Linked DNA regions of Homo sapiens: region 2 is linked to region 1. A link is a contact called in ENCODE Hi-C or POLR2A ChIA-PET data. All regions are on one chromosome and are shown on one strand. Each heading gives the region's core, a stretch centred on a gene start or an enhancer-like site at or near the end of the contact. The rest is flanking DNA. Distances are from core to core; before and after follow the strand shown. Region 1 overlaps ARID5B (AT-rich interaction domain 5B). Region 2 has its middle 130 kb from the start of LINC02621.

Region 1 (6,517 bases), core at 3,658-6,157:
AGCTCATGCACACTAAACTTTGAAACCAGTAACTCTGAGTTTACTTTTTTGCGAAGACTTAAAGTAAGGTTGTTAGTTTGGATTTTGAAATATATATATATATATATTTTTTTTTTTCAGTTGTCAGACTTTTAAAAAATTCTTATTTCTCTCCTAACCCCCCAGTACATAGAACAAAGAAGCAAAATCTCTTCTCTCTGCCACTTTTGCAGGATTGTTACAGATATCACAGAAGACAGCAAATTTTAAAAGCCCTCTTAACTAAAAATACGAGAAACAGAGAGACTGTTTCCCCATTTAGAAAGCAAGTATTAATGCTATTTCCAGTACTGATAATAAAACACTAAAATTCACAAAGGTTTTTTATATAGTGTTTTCACGTCTCTTTTGTTCCTCACAACAACCTTATTAGTGGCATTACTAGTTGTTAATATTCCCCAATTTGAGACTATAACCACCCAATCCTTTTTTTTCTTTAAGAGATGGGCCTCTCTCTGTTCTTCAGGCTGGACCCAAAACTCCTGGGCCCAAGCAATCCTCCTACCTCTGCCTCCTGAGTAGCTGGGACTTATAACCCAATCTTTGAACTCCCAGTTTGGTGGACTTTTCATTAGGATAAAATGTCTCAAATAATAATAGTAATAATAATAACAGAGATTTAACTGGTTTACACTATTAGGGACGAGGATGGTGGCCTTTGATCAAGTCAAATATAAGACTTCTGTTTGATGTAAGACTGTAGAATTCAGCCAGTTGGAAGCCAGAATTCTACTCTCCTTAGGTTAGCTTGTTACTTATTATTTTGGAACACTGCAATTTCCACTGTAATGATTTAACATTATTGATACATCATTCATGTACATTAACTTTCTACTTTCTATGCATGTGATAGGAAATAGTCCCAACTCTATGTGTTGCCAGCCTAGAACCCCTACCTTTCATCAACCTCCTTCCACACACTAAGAGGCTACAGGCACAGCTGGGGCTTGGTCTATTGTGGCAATGCTTGGTGGGGCAAAACACAAATGATAACTTTGTTGCTTATGAACAGAACCTCCCGTTTGGACCAGAATTTTGGCATTGTTTGGACAGAGGCAGATTTCCAACCTTGCAATTAGACATCCCCAGAGGAGTTGCCTTTAATATTTACCAAACTGGAGAAAGCCCACGAGACCTTGAGGACTCCTAGGAAAGTTTACAAAGCATTCTAAGTGAAAAGTAAAAGGGAAAGATACAGAGTCAAAGTGGGACCTGGAAAAGCCAAGGTTGAAGCTAGGTTGAAGTTTCACTGAGTAAAACAGTCTGGGTCCAGGTCTCTTCTTTGCAGTTTATTTTATTGGTGAAAACATTTTTTTTTTTCCTCAAGACAAAATATGGTCAACTTTATATGAAAGGTGTGTATAACAGAGTATAAAATTTTGAGTTTGGGGAGAGATTTCCAGATCTAAAATTCTGTGATCCTAAAACTGCCTCCTAAGCCTTTGCATTAAATTAACTTCCTTCTGATACAGCTATAAAAATACTAAAGTGTTCAATGGTCGGCATATTTTATTTTGCCCTAGTACACCAGGAAACAAATAAAGCCAAATAGTCCTTTCAAGAATTATTTAAATTCCTCGGCTACTTCTTTCTTGCCCACGCATTTCATATACACATAAGTAAACACTCCTGTGCAAAGTTACCCATGAAACAAGGGCTGCCAATAAATGCTGTGTAAGATATTTTCACCCTTCCAATTCATAATAGGGAAAGCAGATAAATCTAAGAATGAATAAATTGCACATTTGTTTTGTAAAAGACAAACAAAGTGTTCCTGGAACACAGATTTTCTTTCAACCACACCCATAGAGAAAAAGAAATCAAAGTACCCCTAGGAGTATTCTTCTAACACACTCTAGTTGGTTGTAGCTGGTTGGGTTACATATACGTTACTTGACTTCAGTCAACAGAAAATGATCTGTAATAAATTGCTAGTAACCAAGACTGAAATTTTAAACCATAATTATGATATTCTATTAAAATGTCATCCCATTCCTGAATTTCTCCTATACCAAAAAAAAGTGAATGCCTATTTTAAAATGAAACATTCAAAGGGAATAAGAGACCCAACATTACTAAACCTCATTTCAACTTCAATAAAAAGAACTTTGCCTATTAAAAGTTAATACCTAAAGTACACTGCTTGTAATGCTCAACCAAAATGACTCTTAATTACACGTTTTGTTAACCTCTCTCAATGTCAATTTTTTACTTATTTATATATTTCAAAGTCCGAAACAGAATTCCATAGCGAAACTGTAATTATAACATGAGACTCCACCCAAGCTTTTCAAACAGTAACTGTATACCATTGCTTTAATCCTCAGAGTTGGGCTGGGGGTGGGGAAGGAGTCGGGGAGAAAGGGTAAGAGCAGGCCTTCATTCTGAATAGCAGGTTGCTCAAGTTGTCTTTGTACAAAGAGAGATGCATGAAATAGCAAACACAATGAATTAATGGAGCATTGACTTTCAAATATCCATAATGCTATTTTTTGAAAATAGATAATGGCGGCCAAATGCACGGAGGCTGAAAACATAAATTCCAGAGGAGAAATTTGCTTTTATCTCTTACACAACAATTTAGAAATGTAACTTTCTTTTTCATTCTTGGGGTGAGGGGAGGCTTGTTTCGGAAACATCACACTATTATGCTTACTGAAAACCACTATAATCTACTTCTAACATCAGTAAGTTTTTTAAAAAAAATCTTTTAAAAAAAAACCTTCGCCCCAGGATTTTATAGAGCCTAGTGGAAAAAATATGCATGTTCCTTCCTGCACCTAATTACCTCAACTGAAAAATCTGCCAAGTATTTTGCCCTTTAGTTCTCTTAATCGTATTAGGGCAAATGCATTTGGATGCCAATAGAAACAAACATTTAAAGATTTTCACTTAAAAGATTCCAAATATGTATGAAGGCTAAGTTTGAGACACAATGTCCCTTGTGCTTCAAAGACAACATACAGTTTTCTTTCTCCTTTTTTTTTTAAAGGAAATATGAATGTGCTCACGTTATAAAGCTTGATGTCTAGTTTTGAAACAATTTAAGCAAAATAATGTCAATATGTGAGGTTCTCACAATGATTTATGCTTCCTCCTGTTACTTTATTACATTAGACATTCTTTTCTCAAAGCTTTATACTTTTCACTGTGCTCCTAGCAACCAACCAACGGCAAAGCATCAACTTTATATACCTGGCGCTATTCCAATTCTTACTGCTATTGACAATTATATTGAAGTTTCCATTTAATTGCTGCTCTGTTGTGACACCGAATATTTGTCACAATTAGGCATTTCCTATTTTCTGTCCATGCATTTTTTATTATTACTGAAAATGAAATTTTTATTCCAGAAAACCTAAGCATGAAAATTCTACAGATAAGAGTAGCTACAGCTGTTACTATCATTACCAACATTGTAACATGAAGAAAAAAAAAGAGAATATAATTTCTCGGAAGGTAATTTTCCTTTCAGTCTAAGTGCTCTTATTCATCTTGCAGTTACTCAATGATTTCCTGTTCTAATTACAGGACATTATACAGAAAGACATTTGTAAAAGGAAAATGCAGCAGAGCATATGACTAAATAGCTTGAATTGGTTGAAAGTGTTTAAAATTCCAAAGTTGTACATCAACTTTATCAATTCGTGGTTATAGCTCTATGTAAATGTGTACTGTGTCCTGCCGTATTTTTCAATCTCTCTTAAGGTAGTAAACTTAGTACCCAAAGTTAGTACACATCAAAGGGGAAAACACATTTGCAGTTAAACTGATGTTGAAGAGTTGGAGTCAGGGAAGATCAGTTGTGTGTGCGTGTGTGTGTGTGTGTGTGTGTGTGTGTGTATCTCCCTTCCTCATCAAAGCTGTTAAATTGGAGGCATGCCAAAACAAGGAGTGGAAAATATTAATAATAAAAATAAATTAAATGCCTGATTAAAAGGGAAAGAGAACAAGATTCCATCCGGAATAGAAATGAAAATGCCACAAACTATTTCATAAAAACAAACTGTGACGTAAATTACACATCAGTATTGCACTGTTGTGGTTATTTTGAGAAATGGTTTGTACTGTAAGTCAGCTGGTGCTGCCCCACCCTTAATGATTTTGTAATTCTCGACACAGTAAGCAAGTGGGGCAGCCCTGAGATTGCTGAGACAGAAAACAGAACTAGCCATACAGAACTGGCAATAAAAAGATAATGTACTTTTAACATAACAGAACAAGGAGATTGGCTTGGCTTTATTAACTAAAAAAAAACTACTTTAAATGGTCCCCAGCTTGCCATTTGTTTTGCTAAATGGAAACACAGATCTTCCCAGGATAGGCAACGAAAACATCACTGGAGAACTTAAAAAAAAGTAAATGTGGGAAAAATATATCAGTACATGGATGCAAACAAAACAAAGAATATTTCAAACCCAAAACCAAGGGTTTGAACCAGCTGTTTTCAAAAGCAAACCACTTAAAATAGAGGCATAGACAAATACAAAAATATGTATCAAAATGTTACTATCAGCTTTTGCCCTCACTATTGCTTCATCACTCAAGAAAAAAAACATCACAAAACTAAACTATAACCAAACACTGCTACCACTCTGAGTAACAAATGAACGCAGTGGGAAGAAAGCCAACTCCACCTCCAAGGTTGTCCCAAAGGGTCACTGAATTCTAAGCCACGACCGGGAGCCACTTTTTATCTTGAGAATTTTGCAGCTTATTGCCATAGGGTTCATCTTAGCCACATTTAAATTTAAATGTCACACTAGACAGGGATTATGCAACAGGTGAGACTTCATGGCCAGATTGACATGTAGGTAAAGTTGTTACCACATATGAGGTGTTATTCTATGGGGCCTGACTTACCTTAACTTGCTTCCCCGTCACATGGGTTAAACTTTGGCTAGAGTCAGCCATTCACTTTTTTTTTTTTTGAGACAGAGTTTCGCTATTGTTGCCCAGGCTGGAGTGCCATAGCGTGATCTCAGCTCACCGCAACCTCCACCTCCTGGGTTCAAGCGATTCTCCTACCTCAGCCTCCCCAGTAGCTGGGATTACAGGTATGCGCCACCACACCCAGCTAATTTTTTTGTATTTTTAGTAGAGACAGGGTTTCTCCATGGTATTTAAGCTGGTCTCGAACTCCCGACTTCAGGTGATCCGCCCACCTCAGCCTCCCAAAGTGCTGGGATTACAGGCGTGAGCCACCGTGCCTGGCCTCCACAATGATTTTTTAACCATAATACCAAAAGCACATAAGAAAACAACAAACAATAGACAACTGGACTTCATCAAAATTAAAAGCTTTTGTGCATCAATGGACACTATCAATAAAGTGAAAAGACAGTCTTGGAGAGGGGGAAAATATTTGCAAAGCATATACCTGATAAGGGATTAATAACTAGAATACATAAAGAACTCCTGCAACTCAGTAACAAAAAGACAAACCAATTTAAAAATGGCAAAGGACTTTGATGATTCTCCAAAGAATATATATAAATGGCATCTTAAAAAATGCTCTTCATTAGGGAAATGTAAAGCAAAACCACAGTGAGATATTACTTCACACCCAGTAGGATGACTATTATAAAAATGAAAAGAAAAAAATCCCAAGTGTTGGCAAGGATGTGGAGAAATAGGAACCCCTGTGCATTGTTGGTGGGAATGTAAAATGGTGCAGCCATGATGAAAAAGTATGGGACTTCCTTAAAAATTTATATACAGAATTGCCATGTGATAATTCCACTCCTAGGTATATACTCCAAAGAATTAAAAACAAGGACTCAAAAACAGTTATTTACATACCAATGTTGATTGTAGCATTATCACAAAATAGCCAAAAGGTAGAAACAACCCAATAGTTCCTCAATAGATGAACAGATAACAAAATTTGGTGTGTGTGTGTGTGTGTGTGTGTGTGTGTGTACAGGATAAATATTGTGATTCCACTTATACGAGGTATTTAAAAGTGGAATCACAAAACAGGGTGACTCATAGAGACAGAAAATAGAATAGAAGTTGCTAGGTGCAGGGGGTCTAGGAGGGTTGGAAGGAATGGAGAGCTATTGCTTAATGCATACAAAGTTTTTGTTAGGAATGGTGAAAAAGTTCTAGAAATAGATAGTGGTGACAGTTACACAATATTGTGAATGTACTTAATGCCACTGAATTGTGCACTTAAAAATGGTTAAAATAATAAATTTTATGTTATGTCTATTTTACACAACAATGACAAAGAGGGGAACATCTGGGAAGGGTTATATTTTCTGTGTAGATGCATGCTTGGTTGCTCTGGGGAGGAAAAGTGGTGTCTCTCCAATCCACAACTAGAATATATCCTGGAGGGCACAGAATCGGTGTCCTAATTCTTTGGTATCCCTCCTAGACCTTTGAGAGTGCTGACAAATGTAATTGCCTACAGACAGTGTTGCAGTAAACATCTGAGCCTTCTTCCAAAGGATAAGAGCAGTCATTTCATTAG
Region 2 (6,881 bases), core at 2,921-5,420, 140 kb before region 1:
GGAATGTGCCATCATGCCGAGCTAATTTTAAAAAATTTTTCTTGGAGACAGGGTCTTGCTAAGTTGCCCAGGTTGGTCTTGAACTCCTGGGCTGAAGCAACTCTCTCACAAAGAATTGCCTCCCAAAGTGCTGGGATTATGGGAGTGAGCCACCAGGCTTTGTCAATACCTCAATTTTAACAGAAAAAAACAATTAAACCTGAATGTACTTGTACCTCAAGCTAATAAAGCTTTTCATACCAGTTATAAAGTCAAAGGTAACTATCATCAGAGTGAACAGGCAACCTAGAGAATGAGGGAAAATTTTCTCCATCTATCCATCTGACAAAGGGCTAATATCCAGAATCTACAAGGGACTTAAACAACTTTACAATAAAAAAAAAAAAACCCATCAAAAAGTGGGCAAAGGATATGAACAGACACTCCTCAAAAGAAGACATTTATGCAGCCAACAAACATATGAAAAAAAGCTCATCATCACTGGTCATTAGAGAAATGCAAATCAAAACCACAATGACATACCATTTCATGCTAGTTAGAATGGCGATCATTAAAAAGTCAGAAAACAACAGATGCTGGAGAGGATGTGGAAAAATAGGAATGCTTTTACACTGTTGCTGGGAGTGTAAATTAGTTCAACCATTGTGGAAGACAGTATGGCGATTCCTCAAGGATCTAGAACCAGCAATACCACTTGACCCAGCAATCCCATTACCGGGTACATATCCAAAGGATTATAAATCATTCAACTACAAAGACATGTGCACACATATGTTTATTGCAGCACTATTCACAATAGCAAAGACTTGGAACCAACCCAAATGCCCATCAATGATAGACTGGATAAACAAAATGTGGCACATATACACCATGGAATACTATGCAGCCATAAAAAAAAGGATGAATTCATGTCCTTTGCAGGGACATGGATGAAGCTGGAAACCGTCATTCTCAGCAAACTAACACAGGAACAGAAAACCAAACACCACCTGTTCTCACTCATAAGTGGGAGTTGAACAATGAGAATATATGGACACAGGGAGGAGAACATCACACACTGGGGCCTATCGGGGGGTGGGGGACTAGGGGAGGGATAGCATTAGGAGAAATACCTAATGTAAATGACGGGTTGATGGGTGCAGCAAACCACCATGGCATGTGTATACCCATGTAACAAACCCAAAACTTAAAGTATTGGGTACAAAGTTCTGTACCCAAAACTTAAAGTATAATAATAATAAAAAAAACTGATAAGAAAGAAACCACAATGTTAATGGCAGTTGTATTTGGTTGGTGGGATTAGAGATTATAGCAGTTTCAAAATGTAGTTGCAAATTCTGTCACACTCTTCACAGCTACAGAAAGCATCTGTGCCCCTTCTTTTTGTATGTGGTTAGTCTTGAGACTGCTTTGACCAAAGAGTGTTGTGGAAATGACTCTATGTGAGTGCTAATGCTGGTTAATAAAAGCACTTGCACCATCTGCCTTGGTCTCTGGAACCACTCACTCTTGGAGTCCTCAACTACCCTAACACTACCTACCATGCTGTGAGAAAGCCCAAACTACATTGACAGGGTCTCCAGTAAACAGCCCCAACACAGCCCAGCCTTTCAGTCATCTGGGCCCAGGTGCCAAGCATGTGAGTGAAGAGGCTTCCACCTGAAGATGGTTCCAACTCCCAGATGTTCAGTCTTTCTACCTGAAGTTCCAGATATCTTGGAGCAGAAACAAGACATTCCCGTATCACCCTGCCTGAATTCCAAAGAATCTATGAGCATAACAAAATGGTTGTTTTATGCCACTAATTTTGGGATGGTTTGTTATTCATCAGTGGAAAACTGGAACAGATGTGATGTTTATTCTTTTTATAAGTAAGGAAAAAGTAAACAAAATTTTTAAAAAGCAGGACACATTTTGGGAGGCCAAGGTGGGCGGATCATAAAGTCAGGAGTTTGAGACCAGCCTGGCCAATATGGTGAAACCCCATCTCTACTAAAAATACAAAAATTAGCTAGGCGTGGTGGCGGGCACCTGTAGTCCCAGCTACTCAGGAGGCTGAGGCAGAATTGCTTGAACCTGGAAGGTGGAGGTTGCAGTGAGCCAAGATCATGCCACTGCACTCTAGCCTGGGCTGTCTCAAAAAAAAAAAAAAAAAAGGCACACAGTGTCAGCTGCTTCCCTCAGTAGAACTTTCATTAGATGGGAAGAAAGAAGAAATAGATTGTCTCACCCCTAATGGTCTTTCATATAAGATGTGTCTAATACCTCCTACCTGCCATCATATAAGAGACACCTAAATGTACAGGTTCCAAGGTAGAAAGTGTGTACAGGTTCCAAGGTAGAAAGTGCTTGAAGTAGTGGGGGCATGATTTCCTGCTCTGTCTTTGTAGGGCTAGCCAAGGATATGATGCATTTTCCAGTTGGAAGACAGCTTTAAAAAGCCTGGAGTTGACTTCACAATACACTGAGTATGTAGCACACTGCCCCAAAAAGTCATAACTCCCTCCAAAACACAACCACAGTTAATCAGAATGTTTGAAAAAGTCAGTTCTACTTAATAAAAACTTATTAATCCAGGGTTAAACAAAAACCCTCTTTGCAGAAATCTTTCTAATATATATGAGTTTAATTGTTAGGATAATGGTAGCTGCTATAACAAACCCAACAATGTATAGTGACTTGAACCCAATAGAAGTGTCAGGCATTCTTACTCATGTAACTGTACTGACAGGGTGACCATTGTGGTGGGCCATCCTTCCTCCATTAAGTCATTTGAAGGCTGTATTACTCTGTTCTCACATTGCTATAAAGAACTACCTGAGACTGGGTAATTTATAAGAAAACAGGTTTAATCGACTCACAATTAGGCAGGCTGTACAGTAAGCATGGCTGAAGAGACCTTAGGAAACTTACAGTCATGATGGAAAATGAAGGGGAAGCAGGCACATCTTACATGGCCAGAGAAGGAGGAAGGGAGAAAAGGCAGAGGTGCTACACACTTTTAAACAACCGGATCTCACGAGAACTCACTCGCTATCACAAGAACAGCCAGGGGAAAATCTATCACCATGATCCAATCATCTCCCACCAGCCTCCTCCTCCAACACTGGGGATTACGATTCGACATGAGATTTGGGAGGTGATATAAATCCAAACCATAGCAGAGGCCTATGCTGACAAAGGCTATGCCATCTTCAGCACGTGTGGCTTCTAAAATCACTCCGGCAATTTTCTCCATTTCTGCCAATCGCAAGGGGAGGGAAGAGCACCTAAAAGGGCTTATGAGAGGTTTGACTGACCAAGGGAGGGAACAGAACACATTCCTTTCCATTGGCTAGGACTCGGTCACATGGCTTTCCCTCATTATTAGTGAGGCTTGGAGAATTCATCTATTTGTGAGCCCAGGAAGAAGAGAAAACAAATTGTGGTAAACATTTAGCAGTCTCTATGACAATAGTCTGTATGTTGACTGCAAAGGTGGATGAACAAAACCAAGCCTCCTTTAAAGCAATACAATCTGGCAGAGTCCCTGGGTTATCATTCTGAACATAGATGCTTATTGTTCAAGAGTTAAGAAAATTAGCATGACTGCATTCCAGTTCTATAAATTTAATCTTTATTCAGCATATTGTCATCCACATGTCTTAAAAAATAAAATAAAAAACAAAAAACCTAGTAACTACGTTTTATATAGCAAGGAACACTCATATATATCACTTCATTGTATCCTTACAACAATCCTGTGCAGTATATGTTTTACTCCCTTTCTTCTATGTTTTGTATATAAAGAAATGAGCCCCAGGGAGTTGAATGGCTTGCCCCAACTAGTGAAGCTAAAACTCCAATCCAGGTCTTTTTATTTCCAAATCCATAATCTACAACCATCTGTAGAGAGTTATAATTAAGAGATATGAATGGTCAGGGCCTTTCCATTTCAGTGCAAGTCTGCCCAGCTCCAACTACCAGCATCTGCCTCTCTTTGCTTGAGGACTTCCTCTTGCTGCTAGAGGAGCTAAGCCTCAATTAATAAGACAAGCGTTGTAGTATAAATATCTCAATTTCTTGACCTAGGGGTGAGCGTGACTAAAGTACATTTTTACACTGACTCCCAGAGTTCCCCAATAGAGTCTAGCTCCAGTTACCCTCAGTGGTGACTTGCTCGATAATGCACATTTTATTGGCTGCCTTCCCTTCCCTGACTCACTTTCCTGCTCCCTTGTTGGTATTTCCTTCACCTCCCAATAGACTTTTTTTGCACTTAAATGCTTGTCTTAGGGTCTATTTCTGGGGGAACTCTAAGACAATTGAGTTCCTTGGAAACAATGTTTCTTGCACTTCCTAGCACTCATTACCATTGCTAGTTTAGTCATTAGGTGTGATCTTAATATTGGAAAACCTTTTTCCTTGTCCACAAAGACATAAATTTTAAAAGATATTAGACCTTTGCCTTTTTGGTTTTCTTTGACATTGAATAGAAATTATTTTTACAATTGGTCTTTTTAAGTTCAAATATCATTCATATGCTACAAAACTCACCATTTTAAATCGTACAATTCAGTGGTCTTTAGTATTTTCACAGAGTTAATGTAACCATCACCATTGTCTTAGTCCATATTCTGCTGCTGTAACATATTACTACAGACTAAGTAATTTATAAAGAATAGAAGTTTATTTGCCTCACAGTTCTGGGGCCTAGTAAGTTCAAAGGGCCATATCTGGAGAGGGCCTTCTTGCTGCATCATACCATGGCAGAAGGCATGACATGGTGAGAGAGGGTGAGACTGTGTAAGACAGGGTGGAAATCAGGCTGAACTCATCCTTTTTAGCAGGAACTCATTCTTGGAATAATTAGCCCACTCTCATGATCTATTAGTGAGGCCAGAGCCCTCATGACCTAATTACATCTTAAAGGTCCCACATCTAAATACTGTTACATTGGAGATTAAATTTCTAACGAACTTTGGAGCAGCACATTCAAACCATAGCAACCACTACATAACTCCAGAATCTTTTCATTACACCAAAAGAAAACCCACACCTTCTACTAGTTACTTTCCATTTTCTCCTACCACTAGCCTCTGGCAATCAGTTAAGTAGTTTTTTCTGTGTGGATTTGCCTATTCTGCACATTTCATATAAATGAAATCATTTGACAGACGGACTTTTGAGCCAGGTTTCTTTTAATTAGCATATTGTTTTTAAGGTTCTTAAATGTTGTAGCATGTACCCTCTTTATGGCTGAACAATATTCCATTGTATAGATATACATTATATTTACGTATTCATCAGTTAATGCAAATTTTGAGCTATTTCCACCTTTTGGCTATTATAAATAATGCTGCTATGAACATTATAAATAATGCTGCTATGAACATTTGTGTACAAGTTTTTGTTTGAACACCTGTTTTTAATGCTCTTGGATATATATCTAAGAGTGGAATTGCTGGGTTATATGGTAACTCTATGATTAAACTTTAGAGGAATTGGCAGACTGTTTTCCAAAGTGGCTGAACCATTAGACATTCCCACCAGCAATGTAAGAGGATTCTAATTTTTTCACACCTATGTCAACACTTGTTACTTTTTTTTTTTTTTTAGTTATAGCCATCCTGGGGAGGTTGAAGAGGTATCTCATTGTGGTTTTGATTTACATTTACTTAATGACTAATGGTGGTAAGCATTTTTCAAATAATTATTATATATTTGTACATCTTCTTTGAAGAAATGTCTGCTAAAATTCTTTGCCCTTTTAAAAATTGGGTTATTTTTCTGTTTTGTTGAATTGTCAGAGCTTTTTATATATTCTGGATCCTAGACCCTTATCAAATATTTTGGTTTGCCAATGTTTTTCCCCATTCTTGGAGTTGTTGTTTTACTTTATTGGTAGAATCTTATGTTTTCTTCTAAGAGTTTTATAGTTTTAGTTCTACATTTAAGTCTTTGATCTATTTTGTGTTAATTTTTGTATATGGTGTGAGGTAGGGCTTCAACTTTATTCTTTTGCATGTGTATATTCAGTTGTCCTAGCATCATTTGTTGAAAAGACTGTTGTTTTCCCCACTGAATAGTTTTGGTATCCTTGTCAAAAATCAGTTGAGCCTGGCGTGGTGGCTCGTACCTGTAATCCCAGCACTTTGGGAGGCTGAGACCTCAGGTGGGTCACTTGAGGTCAGGAGTTCAAGACTAGACTGATCAATATGGTGAAACTCCATCTCTACTAAAAATGCAAAAATTAGCCAGGCATGGTGGCAAGCGCCTGTAATCCCAGCTACTTGGGAGGCTGAAGCAAGAGAATTGCTTGAACTCAGGGGGTGGAGGTTGCAGTGAGCCAAGATCACACCACTGCACTCCAGCCTGAGCAACAGAGTGAGATTCTGTCTCAAGAAAAAAAAAATCAATTGACTGTAAATGTATGAGTTTATTTCTGGACTCTCAATTCTATTTCATCGATCTATTTGTCTATCCTTATGCCAGTACCATACTCTCTTGACACTGTAGCTTTGTAGTAAGTTTTGAAATTAGGAAGTGTGAGTCCTCCAACTTGGCTCTTTTTTTTTAAGATTGTTTTAGCTAGTCTGAGTCCCTTGCATTTTCGTCACAGCTGCAGTTCCTTAATGTCTCCTGAAGAACTCTCTAGCATGTACTGTTCTAGCTGAGAAAACCTGAGTCCATGTATTTTCTAAGAGTAGCTCTTGTAATTAGGTAGGAATTGTGTGGCTCCAAATATCTGCTTCACTGGCAGAAACTTAATTATTATACCTTTATTTCTTTAACTCAGAGACTTTTGAAGGACCACAGGAGCCAATCAGGCCAAGGCACAAAGGGAATTCAGGCAATAATCCTGCTGAAGGGTTCAGAGGCAGTCTTGTTAGGGTCACAGA

The links. A loop is a pair of places that touch in the nucleus more often than their neighbours do. ChIA-PET counts read pairs that join two places held with the same protein, here RNA polymerase II (POLR2A). Pooled maps may share reads with other maps.
Region 2: a loop to region 1 is called in a map of endothelial cell of umbilical vein, with 5 times the contacts of the local background. The contact joins two enhancer-like sites. A Hi-C loop is called at or near these places in 1 of 168 maps with a recorded cell type or tissue (endothelial cell of umbilical vein) and 6 of 50 pooled maps. POLR2A ChIA-PET finds 5 or more read pairs at or near these places in 1 of 52 experiments (activated CD4-positive, alpha-beta T cell).

What each region holds. Positions count from the first base shown.
Region 1 is chr10:61,990,486-61,997,002 of GRCh38, reverse strand. The region is part of intron 3 of ARID5B (AT-rich interaction domain 5B); the gene reads right to left. Among named protein-coding and RNA genes, the nearest start is that of ARID5B, 92 kb to the right of the region's middle. Within about 2 kb of position 4,907, at least 26 of the 41 ENCODE cell types and tissues checked have a DNase peak (open chromatin) inside an H3K27ac peak, as active enhancers do; they include endothelial cell of umbilical vein, where a contact is called at or near this core.
Region 2 is chr10:62,128,405-62,135,285 of GRCh38, reverse strand. No RefSeq gene overlaps it. Among named protein-coding and RNA genes, the nearest start is that of LINC02621, 130 kb to the left of the region's middle. RefSeq lists a silencer at 1,341-1,410. Within about 2 kb of position 4,170, at least 3 of the 41 ENCODE cell types and tissues checked have a DNase peak (open chromatin) inside an H3K27ac peak, as active enhancers do; they include endothelial cell of umbilical vein, where a contact is called at or near this core.